Linked DNA regions of Homo sapiens: regions 1 and 3 are each linked to region 2. Evidence: read pairs that join two places in POLR2A ChIA-PET (ENCODE). Cell type or tissue: GM12878. All regions are shown on one strand.

Region 1 (4,000 bases), 620 kb before region 2:
TTCCTTCTCTATGCACCGAGAGCACCATGTCTGTCTTTTTCTAATACCTCTCTAGTTTTGTACTTACAATCTGGTATTATAATTACATGTCTCCCTCAGTGGAATATGCCATTGTTGAGAGACAGACTTTTGTCTTCTTCCTAATTGTATCCTCAGTGCCCAGATAAGGCCTGATTTAAAGCAGGCCTTTGGAAAATATGTCTAGTCTGTGCGAAAATGCTTACCATTCCCCTGACAGGGACAAGTGCCAAGTCCCCATACTAGTTTAGCTTTGTGGGCAGAGCCCTGGCCTTGTTGGTCCAGCTTATCATGCAGACAAGAGCCATGTCAATACTGGTGGACCCCGCTTGCTGTGGGAGCTGGAGAGCCAGATATGCTCACAGCTCCTTCTCAGTTACACCTAAGCTGCCTGTGGGGAGCTCAGGACTCTGCATGCGCCTCCACATCTTCAGGCCGAAGATTCTCCATCACTTCCAAGAAAGCACGCTCAAATGTGAAAGCAGATAAATCATTAGCACCCTGTGCTGGGGCTTGTTACTGTTCAACAGGGGTTCTCTTTCTGGGAACCTAAGATACTTCATGTGTACCTTAGCAGCAGCTAATGGGGGTGGATGGAAGTGGTCACCAGGCATTCCAGTCACCCAGGGATGCCTAGGTCCCTTTACCAGGAAGCAGCGAGAGAGGCATAATGGACACAACTCTGTCTTTCTTATAGAAGACACCTGTTTCAGGCCAGGCCTTTATCTTGCTGAAGCTGACCCCACTGAAGGGTCATTGTGCTTTGGTTAGAAAACCACTGCAACCAAAGCCATCCAGTGACAAAGTAGTGGGATCCCTCATACTGGAGCAGGCAGACACCTACTGTCCCAGTAGTCTCATGTCAGAAACAACACTCAACATACATTGTCTTTTGTGCCCAGCTTGGGAGCTGGTCTGTGAGGACTGAGGGATCCCAGGTACCTTGAGTTCTTGTAACCATACAGTGGATGGACACAGACACAGCACCATCCTAGGGCTGGCAGATACTCCATGCTCATCGGTGCCAGCCTGCTCATCAACAGAATCACCCACCTCCATTCTGTCACCCACCAGGTATTTACTGAGACTCTTCTACATGACATGTGCCATTGAGGGTACTGGGAGAATAGCAGCAGACCTATAATACAAAAGCCCCTGCCCTTGAGGGGGGCTACCTGGTTTCCAGGTGCACCCCCAGTTTATCTCATGGTTTAGGTGGCACTATTTATGACTCACCAAGTTTGTGACAGATGATCAGTGTCTTCCTTCTGTGGCTGCAGTTTATCTGTGCACAGATGCTGGCATCCTTCAATCCAGGTCTCAGGTTTGGGTCAGGGCTTAGCTTGAGGCAGTAGGAAGAACAGAGCTCTCTGGATGGTTTAGGCAAGCTTGTCCAACCCATGACTCACAGGCTGTATACTACCCATGACAGCTTTGAATGTGACCCAACATAAATTGGTAAACTTTCCTAAAACATTATGAGATTTTTTGCTTTCTTTTTTTTTTTTTTTTTTTTTTTTTTGCTCATCAGCTATTGTTAGTGTTAGTGAATTTTATGTGTGGCCCAAGACAATTCTTCTTCCAAAGTGGCCCAGGGAAACCAAAAGATTGGACATCTCTGGTTTAGAGATTCAGTTGGTTTCTTCAACTTCAGTTCTTGGTGTACAGGGATGGCCTCTGACTTGCTCCACATCCTCAATCCGGCCACCACCTGGTTTTCTGCACACAGGAAACACTTGGCAATGTTGGCTGAAACAATGAGTGAGAGCCAAGTGCCAAGTGCTGGGCTAACCTCGCTCACAGCCAATTAGGCATAAAGTAACCAGGGCTGTAAGAGAAGTGGAAACAGAGATGCAGATGCTCCAAGGAGGCCAGACACTTGCCCTCCTCTCTTGGTGAGTCCTGTGCTCAGAAGGGGCACAACGGAGACGTGCTTGGGCTGTCCATACGGCAGTCTCTCTGCGGCAGTGGAGAAAGCTCTGGTCTGTGTGTATAGTGTGCATGCAGGGGAGTGTGCATATGTGTGTATATTTGCCTACATGCACATGCATGTTCACATTGGCTCTGGTCCCCACAACAACACCATTATAGGGCCCTGCTTAGCCATCCTTTCTGCAGTGGGTGGGGGGGGTGGGGAAAGGGGTTCCTGACTGCTGTGTCACTTTTGGATAGTCACTGTTTTTTGTGTGCAGCACTCCTACCTCACCTACCCCACCCCTAGAGGCAGGCAGGGTGATGACTGAAGCATCAGGCCTGTGGTTTCTGTAACAGGAAGTGATTTAGATGCTGAAAGCTAATTTTAGATGAAATGATATGGGGTTTTTAAAGAATCTTTCAGGGTTGGTTTCAGGCTCAAGGCTTAGCCCCCTGCTCCTCTTGCCTACAGGGGACAGGCAGTTTCCCATTGTCCTTGTCACTGTCTTGCTGGGTGAACTCATGCCTAGCTGGGCAGGGTTCTTAGGTAGAAAGCCAGTGCTGATTTTTCCTGGATTTCAGAATGTTTAAGTCATTGTTTTTGGCCTTGAACACCAGAGTCCTGTGACTCAGCACAGGCCTGGCTCTAGGCCAAGCAGACACAGGACCTCTTATCCCTGGAAGGGGACTGCCTGGAGGCTCCCAAGGATCTTGTTAGGACAGAGATGTCCACCCTCACCCAGGCTGAGGCCTGGGCCAGAGGTCAGATGAGGCTTCTGGGCCAAAAAAAGTATCATCTTGGGTGGCAGACACTTAGGTGGGGCCTCTTCTCCCAGTTAGCCCTGTCCTGAGCCTCTTAGCAGGGGCGGCTTTCTGACCCAGGTGCCACACTAAGGATCCCATCCTGATTGAGCCCTGTAGATTGGGACTCCTGATAGCAGCAGACACAAAAGAAACTGAGGAGTAGGCACAGAACTCTGAGAGTCCTGTCCTCCTGGTGTCGGGGTCCCACTGGTTGGGGACCTTGGAGCCTCGTGGTTTCTGTCTCTGCCAAGGCCTGAGCACAGGAAATAGAAGGTTGGGCCTCCCTGGTCACCTCTGCAAGGGTCTTCAAAGCCCATTTTAATCTGTTGTCCCATTCCCTAGGTCTTCCACAGCACCCCATACCAGAGAATGCTGCTCCCATTATCAGAGAAGCAGCCAAATATCAGCATGCTAAGAGAGATGTCCCAGGGTTACATAGCTTCACTCAGGCAGCATTGGAGCCAGCCAGGCCAGGAGCTTACCCTGTCCCATACTACCGATGGGATGCCCAGCATTCAGGGAAAAGAGCTCACTCTGCATATCTCATCTAGACAGCAGCCAGCCTCATGAACCCCTACCACAAACCTGGGACCTCTGGAAAGCCAAGTATAAGTCTCTGCCAGTTCTTAGTCCACCCTTGTTCTGCTTTGTGGTGAGGTATAGCTTGGGAGATGAGGCGAGGCCTATAGGTCTTGGTTGGTACACAAGAAGAAACACTTCTGCCTAGAGAGGCTGTCGACAGACATTTCCAGGGACACACAGCAGACAGCCTTCATGGCCTTCATGACCAGTCGGTCCCTTGTGGAAGACAAGTAGGACAGGACAGATGATTAGCCCAGAGCCAAAACTGAGCTCAAACCGCAGAAGAGGAGAGCATTCTCACAAAAGCTCCAGTGTTTGCAGCACAATGACGGAGGTAGATGGTGTGAGCTAAGCCCTGTTTTGAGAGTTCCATAGAAGGTGTCTTTGACCTATTTTCAAGGGCTGTGGTGGTAGGAGGAATTTTTGGCCACATCATAAAGAGTTTTGTGGCCACCTCTGATATACCTAGCTCAGGAAGTTGTAATTTTCCATGATTAGGTTATTAGTCACCAAAGTGATTGCTGCCCCCAGACCCTGGCCCCTGTGCTGCAGGAGGCTGACAGAGATGCCCCTCCAGCACTGCAGCCCTGCCTCCCCAGCTGCAGGCCAGAAGCCAAGGAGGCCCTGAGTACTGATGTTGGGCCCTCTGGGTGCTTCCCTTGTTTGTGGAACCCCACAGCCC
Region 2 (4,000 bases):
GTGCATAGATGCAAGTCTTTTTTCAACTCTGGGAATTTTACTTCTATGGAATTTTTTTTTCTTTCCCTAATATTTTTTCACTCTTTTTCTTATCCTTTAGAAATTTTTATGTTGATCCCCTAGATCTGCTCTCTGTTCTGACTAGTTTTTGCTCATTATATCTTTTTATCCTTTTCCCTTAGAATCAGTACTTCTTGAAATAAACTGCTTCTATGATTCTGAGGTATAGCCAAATTGGGGAAGCCCTCTTGTGAAGGGTCAGCAGTGTTTACCTGGAAGAAGAACCCATTTCAGTTGTGCTTCTTGCTGTTTGGCTGCCTGATTCAATCAGTGGCAGAAAATCATATTAAATATATTTAGAGTACTCCCTTTAAAAGAATTACCTCTCTTTGAAATTCAGTAAATTTACATTGAGAATATTTGACAAATTTGTATATACATTTGCAGGCAATAATTTTTATGAGCTGATCTGCCATGATTAAATGTTTTCCTTTGTAAACCATCTGGTGTGGGTATTTTTTAAATTTCCTCAGTATGATCCCAGAGGGCATTAACTGTCAAAAAAAAAAAAGTTTATAGTAAAGAATTTGGAAAATACAACAATATAGAGAAAAAGAAAAACAGTAGTCCAGCTTCTCACAGAGATAACTGTTGTTCACATAGGAGTACATTTTATTCAAGTTTCATTTTATTTATTCACTATTAAACTTTTAAGGTTGTAGGAGTAACTAATACTGTTCTGTATTAATTTGTATTTTTTAAATACTTTTAAGATTATGGAAGTAAATGGACAAAACTTTGAGAATATTACATTTATGAAAGCCGTTGAAATTTTGAGGAATAATACTCATCTTGCACTTACTGTGAAGACCAACATTTTTGGTGAGTTTTGTTGTAAAAATTGCCTGAACTCTTTCTTCTTAATTTGGTAATAGAAAAGTCATTACAGTGGAAGAAAAGATAGTAAAATATAAACATGTTTTTGTCTAAGCTCTTCAGCTAGTTTCAGAATCTTTAGTTTTGAACTATTATGTATTCTAGAATTTTCATTTTTCATTATGTTTTTAATTATTTTGATAGTAAGTTTTAAAATAGGTGTACAGCTACCTTCAGTTATTTATGAAATTCCTATGGAGCGTGTATTATGTACTCTGCTGGAGGGATACTGAATGAAATATAGAATGTCCGGAATAAAACTAAGAAGTCATAATCAGGCATTTTTTCCCCCAGCTAGTGTGCAAATTAGTCTACTTCTAATCTTTAAGCCAGCTTTCTGAAGTAATATGAATGCCAGATTAGCTGTTTTATGGAAATAAACTGAGTAAAGCATTGACTTAAGTACTTAGTGAATTACAGATTTCTAATAAGAGCATACTCTACCTTTGTGTGGAAAAATGATTACAGTGCCTCTGTTGTGTTTTTATCATGTTTATATTTAAATAAAACCAGTGACTAAGCTCATACTTTTAACCAAATCTACTGTGTGTTTTTTTAAACTTTTAGGAAAGATTTAATGTGATTTGATTGCCTTAGACACTTTAGGATTTTTCAGAAATTCTGAAAAGAGTAACAGTAAAAATCATACAGCAATTGAAATAACAAAGAAACTTTAAGAGTCCTTATGAAGTAGGGAGGAAAACAAATCTCTCTAGGTTTTTTAGGTTACAATTTGAGAAGTAAGAGTTGGCTTTAAAAGCTATGCCTACGGAAGGGAAGTGTGAGTTTTATTTTTTTCACTTTGGCTTTTTATATTGTGCTTAGTCATAATGAAAAATGAAACGTGGGGTTTTTCCTCTTTTTGAGTCCCTTTGACTGAATTACATCATGTTAAATCTGGTAAACTGTCAATTGGCAATTTAGTATTATATTACTTTAGCATAGAATAAGTAAGTAAGCCTTCAGAATTTTTTGATTTCCTGGAGTTTCGACTAATATCTAGAAATGCCAACTTTTAGGTTAAATGAAAGAGATTTCCAGTTTCGAAAAATAAGAAAGCAGGACTTGCTCTCTTACTTTGAGCAAATTATTTAGTCTTTCCAAGCTTCAGTTTCTCTAGCACTATTTCCTAGGTTTCTTCTAAGTATCTAATACCTTTAAACCTTTTGTACCCGTCACATAAAGATTACTAACTGGTATTAAATATTCTGAATAAAAATACAGAGATAGTGTGAACCCCCATGAACTCTGGGACACAGAAAAGTAGATCTGAAGGATGCAAAAGACAGAAGCCATACCCTCAGAACCCTTTGAGTAGTGGGAAAACAGTTGGCCAACAGAACCCTAGGTTGGATATAGCAGAGGGTAGAAGTTACATGGAGCTGCAAAGGGGGAACATAGCAGTCACCTCTTTCTTCCTTACCCTAGGAGGAAAGCAAAACACCAAGGAGAAAGCTAAATACCTCATGTTTAGATTTAGAAAATGCACCCAGAGAAGAAAACAGCTGGCAATCTCAGTTTACTCTCTTTCTATTCTGGAATTTTAATTTATCTATTAAATTACAAAGGAATATTTGTAAAATATTTGTAGAAATGGAGCATTTTACTCTAGATGTGGTGATGCCCCTAATAAAGCCCTAATAACTCTGGCATTACCATGAAATAGAGTTGAGCAGTTAGGTTGTCCTGTATCAAACTTACAGTGAGGACACCTACAAAAAGGAAACCTGTGACCAGAAGACATTGGTTCAGTGATACTGAGAGGTGAAGCCAGCTGGACTTCCTGGGTCAAGTAGGGACTCGGAGAACATTTCTGTCTAGCTAGAGATTGTAAACGCACCAATCAGCACTCTGTAAAAACACACCAATCAGCGCTCTGGGTCTAGGTAAAGGATTGTAAATGCACCAATCAGCACTCTGTGTCTAGCTAAAGGATTGTAAATGCACAATCAGCACTCTGTAAAAACGCACCAATCAGTGCTCTGTGTCTAGCTAAAGGATTGTAAATGCACCAATCAGCACTCTGTAAAATGGACCAATTAGCACTCTGTAAAATGGACCAATCAAGCACTCTGTAAAATGGACCAATCAGCAGGATGTGGGCAGGGACAAATAAGGGAATAAAAGCTGGCCACCCCAGCCAGCAGGGGCAAGCTGCCAGGGTCCCCTTCCACCCTCTGGAAGCTTTGTTCTTTCATTCTTCACAATAAATCTTGCTGCTGCTCACTCTTTGGGTCTGCACCACCTTTAAGAGCTGTAACACTCGCCGCGAAGGTCCGCGGCTTCATTCTTGAAGTCAGCAAGACCATGAACCCACCGGAAGGAAGAAACTCCGGACACATCTGAAGGAACAAACTCCAGACACACCATCTTTAAGAGCTGTAACACTCAACCGTGAAGGTCTGCATCTTCATTCTTGAAGTCAGCGAGACCAGGAACCCACCGGAAGGAACCAACTCTGGACACAATACTAGAACAAACCATTCTCAGTCCTTTTATTACTTAAAACTGACGATCAGGGATCACCAAGCATAAGGAGAATCAGGATCATTGAGAGGGTGTGGTAGAGACCTAATGAGTGATCTTATAGATTCTGGAGAAAATATTTAAAGGAGAGAAGAAAAACATTTCTAGGACGCTGCACAGAGCAATTTAAAAATTTATCCCTTGAGAGGCAGAGCTTGCAGTGAGCCGAGATTGCGCCACTGCACTCCCGCCTGGGGGACAGAGCGAGACTCTATCTCAAAAAAAAAAAAAAAAAAAAATTTATCCCTTGAAACAAGAACAGGATATTAGGAAAGAATAAACAACAATCATTGAGAAAGAAGTAACTCTTACAGACAAAAACATTTGTTTGAAAGAATAGATAATAAAGTTGAGAAAAATCTCCCATACTATGGAACAAAAAGACAAAGTAAAATTAAGCTCTATTCCAGGATATCTAAAAGAAAATGTAAGGAAGAAGATGTTTAGGAAATAATAGCAGAGAATATCCCAGAGTAAAAGAAGGATGTGACTCTCGTATTTCAAAGGCCTCACTATGAGCTGAGGAAAATGTATTAAA
Region 3 (4,000 bases), 71 kb after region 2:
ATAAAATATATATTTATATATACGTATATATACATGTATATATACGTATACATATATATGTGTATATGTATACGTATATATACATGTATATATACGTATATATAAATATATATTTATGTACATATATGTGTGTGTGTGTGTATATATATATATATATTTTTTTTTTTTTTTTTTTTTTTTTTTTTTTTTTTTTTTTGAGAAGGAGTCTCGCTCTCTCACCCAGGCTGGAGTGCAGTTGCGTGATCTTGGCTCACTGCAACCTCTGCCTCCCAGGTTCAAGCAATTCTCCTGCCTCAGCCTCCTGAGTAATTGGGACTACAGGCGCATGCTACCACACCCGGCTAACTTTTTGTATTTTTAGTAGAGACAGAGTTTCACCGTGTTAGCCAGGATGGTCTTGATCTCCTGACCTTGTGACCCACCCACCTCAGCCAGAATTACTATAATTACAAAGAAATTAGAGAGATATTAAGACACTTTGAGTAAGTAAAATGTACATGAAATATACAAATTCATAGAAAACACAGCTTAACAAAACTATAACAAGATGGAAAACTTCATAGTCCTCTATTAAAGAAATTAAATCCTCTTTAAAAGCTTTTCCACAGAGAAAACTTCAGTCTTGGATGACTTTACTGGTAAGTTCTACCAAACACTTACAGAAGAAATAACAAAGTTGTATAACAAAATTTCAGAAGTAATAAGGATTTCTTTTTTCTTTTTCTTTTTTTTTTTTTTTGAGACAGAGTCTCACTCTGTCACCCAAGCTGGAGTGCAGTGGCACTGTCTTGGCTCACTGCAACCTCCGCCTTCCAGGTTCAAGCGATTCTCCTGCCTCAGCCTCCCAAGCAGCTTGGGATTACAGGTGCGCACCACTGCGCCCGACTGATTTTTGTATGTATTTTTTTTAGTAGCGACAGGGTTTGACCGTGTTGGCCAGGCTGTTCTTGAACTCCTGACCTCAAGTGGTCTGCCCACTTCGGCCTCCCAAAGTGCTGGGATTACAGGCGCCTGGCCAGGATTCCTTAAATAAGGTAAAAGAAAATGTAACTCTAAATGAAGTGATTGATATATTTGACTATACTAGAATGCATTCACCAAAAAACACCATTTACAAAAACAAAAAGCCTGTAGAGTTGGGAAATATATTAATTCATATAACCGTCAAAGGACAGGTGTCCAGGTATGTAAAGTACTTCTGTATACCAAAGAAAAGGAACACCCAATAGAAAAATGGGCAAAAACCTTAATGAAGCACTTCATAAAAGAAAAAATTATCTAATAAACATACAGAGAAGTGCTTTATCTCATTCTGTAAAACTCTGCATAGGTTCGGAATTGGCCATGGCGAAGTGTTAACTGTGCTGCTGTCTAATGTGGAATGTAGTGGCAGATGAACCTGGGAAGAGGAGAAACAAGAAAAGGGCTGAAAGGGGGAAGAGATGGTAGAAGAAAAAAAATACGTTGGATACAGTGGAACCACCAGGTGGCGCCACGCTACAATATGACTCTTGGAAGTCTCCTTTTAAAGAGAGAGCAAGGTAATTTCTTAGTCGTCATTGCAGATGTTTCTGCAGCCAATAGTGAAATATTTGACAAAATTGAAGCATTTCCAAACCAGGAAATGTCATAGAATTTTAGGTTCTAGTTGGATAATCTTTGGATAACAGTGAATGATAGTATGGTATTAGCAATACTCTAATATGTATATTGTTTGTAAATGTGGGCATAGGATTTGCAATACTCAGTAAGCATTGGATTTTTTCAGGGACCACAAGAGAAACCTACCAGAAAATACAAATGGTCCAACTCTGAATGGGAATGAAAAACATACCTGTACAAAATATGCACTAAAAAAAAAAAATCAGAAGTCTAACAATATATATTGAACAACTGTGTATTACAAAGACTCCCTGGCAAGTTCTCATCTGTTCTGACCAGTTGGTATTTTCAGCGTTCTTCTTTCACTTTGGCCATTTTGGTTGGTATGTAATGGTATTGTGGTTTTAGTTTGCATTTCCCTAGTTATTAGTGGGGTTGAGCACCTTTTTCATATTACTATAGGCCATTTCCTCTTTTATGAAATGCCTTTGTAAGTATTCTTTTCTAAATCGATTTCGAGGTGTTCTTTATATATTCTGGATCTGACTCCTTTGTCAGCTATACCTGTGGCAAATAGCTTGTCCCTCTCTGACTTGCTTTGTCATACACTTAATGGTGTCTCTTGAGAAGTTCTTAACTTTAAACTAGAGAAATGTATTATTCTTTTCCTTTATAGTTAGTGCTTTTTGTGTTGCAGGGTTTTTATTAAATCATTTTCTACTGACTTTTTTTTTTTTGAAATGGAGCCTTGTTCTGTAGCCTAGGCTAGAGTGCAGTGGCGCCATCTCAGCTCACTGCAGCCTCTGCCTCCTGGGTTCAAGTGATTCTCCTGCCTCAGCTTCCCGAGTAGCTGGATTTATAGATGTCCACCACCACTCCCGTCTAATTTTTGTATTTTTAGTAGAGACAGGGTTTCACCATGTTGGCCAGGCTAGTCTCAAACTCCTGACCTCAAGTAATCCACCCACCTCAGCCTCCCAAAGTGTTGGAATTACAGGCGTGAGCCACTGCACCCAGCCTTTGTGTTCTGCTTAAGAAGTCCTTACTCTAAGTTCATGATTATATTCTGTGTTACATTTTAAATGTTTTGCCTTTTAAATTTAGCTCTAAAACAGATCTGGAATAGATGTTTATGTGTAGTATGAGGTAGGAGTCAGGTTTCATTCCTCTACCTACAGATTGTTCCTGCACCATTTATTGAAAAGACATTTTGTCTAGTGCACTTCACTGCCATCTTTGCTGTAAATCAAGTGTCCATATATACTTGAGTGTCCAGTATACTTGAGTTTATTTCTGGGGTCTGTATTCTGTTTCATTAGCCTGTTTATTTCTCCATTTTCCAATACCACACTCTTAATTACTCTAGTATTACACATATCAATATCTTAATGAGAAAGTTCTCTAACCCTGTTCTCCTTTTTTGATGTCTTGTATCATTGTATTTCCAAAAAATTTTAGAACCAGCTTACCAACTTACACACAAGTACACTTACACATATGCATACAATTGCAATTTTCATTGTGATTTTCTTGAATCTATATATCATTTTGAAGGAGAGTAACATCTTGAAATTTAGTCTTCTGATCTATGAATGTAGTATATTTCTCCACTTAGATTTTCTATTGCTCTGTTTTATTGTTTTGGTTTAAGAGTTTCATACTTTTTATGTAAGATTTATTTTTAAGCAGTATGTTTGATGCTATTATAAATAGTAGCTTCTAAATTTTCAGTTGTTAATTATTCTCTCTTTTAAGAGATGGTTTCTTGCTCTGTTGCCCAGGCTGGAGTGCAGTGGTGCAATCACAGCTGACTATAGCCTCGACCTCCTCCAAGGTAGAAGGGACTACAAGTGCACACCACATGGACCCAGCTAATTTTTTAATGTTTTTGTAGAGACGGGGTCTACTAATTTTGCCCAAGCTGGTCTTGAACTCCTAGGCTCAAGTGATTCTCCTGCCTTGGCTTTCCAAAGTGTTGGGATTACACTTACGAGCCACTGTGCCCAGACTTTGATTATTTTTTGTCAAATAGAAATAAAATTGATTTTTTAATGTTGTTCCAGTGTCCAACAGTCTTACCAAACTCACTGAATCCTAATAATAATAATAATCTCAGATTTTCTATATAGACATGTAATCTGCAGCTAAAGGCAGTTCTATTTCTTCCTTTCTAATTCTTATGCCTTTTATTTTTTCAGTTACCCAGAACTTCCAATATAATGAATAGAAGTGATGATAGAGAAAAACTGTCAACAATAAATACACTGTGTGCAGTAAGTTTTATGTATTAACTCTTTGTCAGATTAAGAAAGTTCCCTTCGATTTATAATTTGCTGGAACTTTTTAATTATTAATAAATGTCAGACTCTATCAAATGCTTTTTCTGCATGTATTGAAA

Evidence for each region. ChIA-PET counts read pairs that join two places held together with the same protein. Peaks named below come from ENCODE experiments on the same cell type or tissue, not always from the same donor. Only the 100,000 strongest peaks of a DNase experiment are listed, where the experiment ranks them.
Region 1: POLR2A ChIA-PET joins it to region 2 with 6 read pairs; 1 of 35 experiments calls an interaction of 5 or more read pairs at or near these places.
Region 3: POLR2A ChIA-PET joins it to region 2 with 7 read pairs; 2 of 35 experiments call an interaction of 5 or more read pairs at or near these places.

What each region holds. Positions count from the first base shown.
Region 1 is chr5:132,102,084-132,106,083 of GRCh38, reverse strand. No RefSeq gene overlaps it. Among named protein-coding and RNA genes, the nearest start is that of CSF2, 30 kb to the right of the region's middle. RefSeq lists enhancers at 2,236-2,615, 2,394-2,688. In GM12878, no CTCF peak of the experiment used is centred here; DNase peaks (open chromatin) are centred at 1,813, 2,283 and 3,680; H3K4me3 peaks cover 760 bases; H3K27ac peaks cover 2,717 bases.
Region 2 is chr5:131,486,428-131,490,427 of GRCh38, reverse strand. It overlaps RAPGEF6 (Rap guanine nucleotide exchange factor 6), which reads left to right. Exons shown (of 28, transcript NM_016340.6): 15 at 774-882. Among named protein-coding and RNA genes, the nearest start is that of RAPGEF6, 150 kb to the left of the region's middle. In GM12878, no CTCF peak of the experiment used is centred here; a DNase peak (open chromatin) is centred at 1,737; H3K4me3 peaks cover 461 bases; H3K27ac peaks cover 2,340 bases.
Region 3 is chr5:131,414,946-131,418,945 of GRCh38, reverse strand. It overlaps LOC105379173 (a long non-coding RNA gene), which reads left to right. Exons shown (of 3, transcript XR_007058929.1): 2 at 1,769-3,875. Among named protein-coding and RNA genes, the nearest start is that of CDC42SE2, 150 kb to the right of the region's middle. In GM12878, a CTCF peak has its summit at 1,495 (motif pointing right); DNase peaks (open chromatin) are centred at 1,505 and 2,065.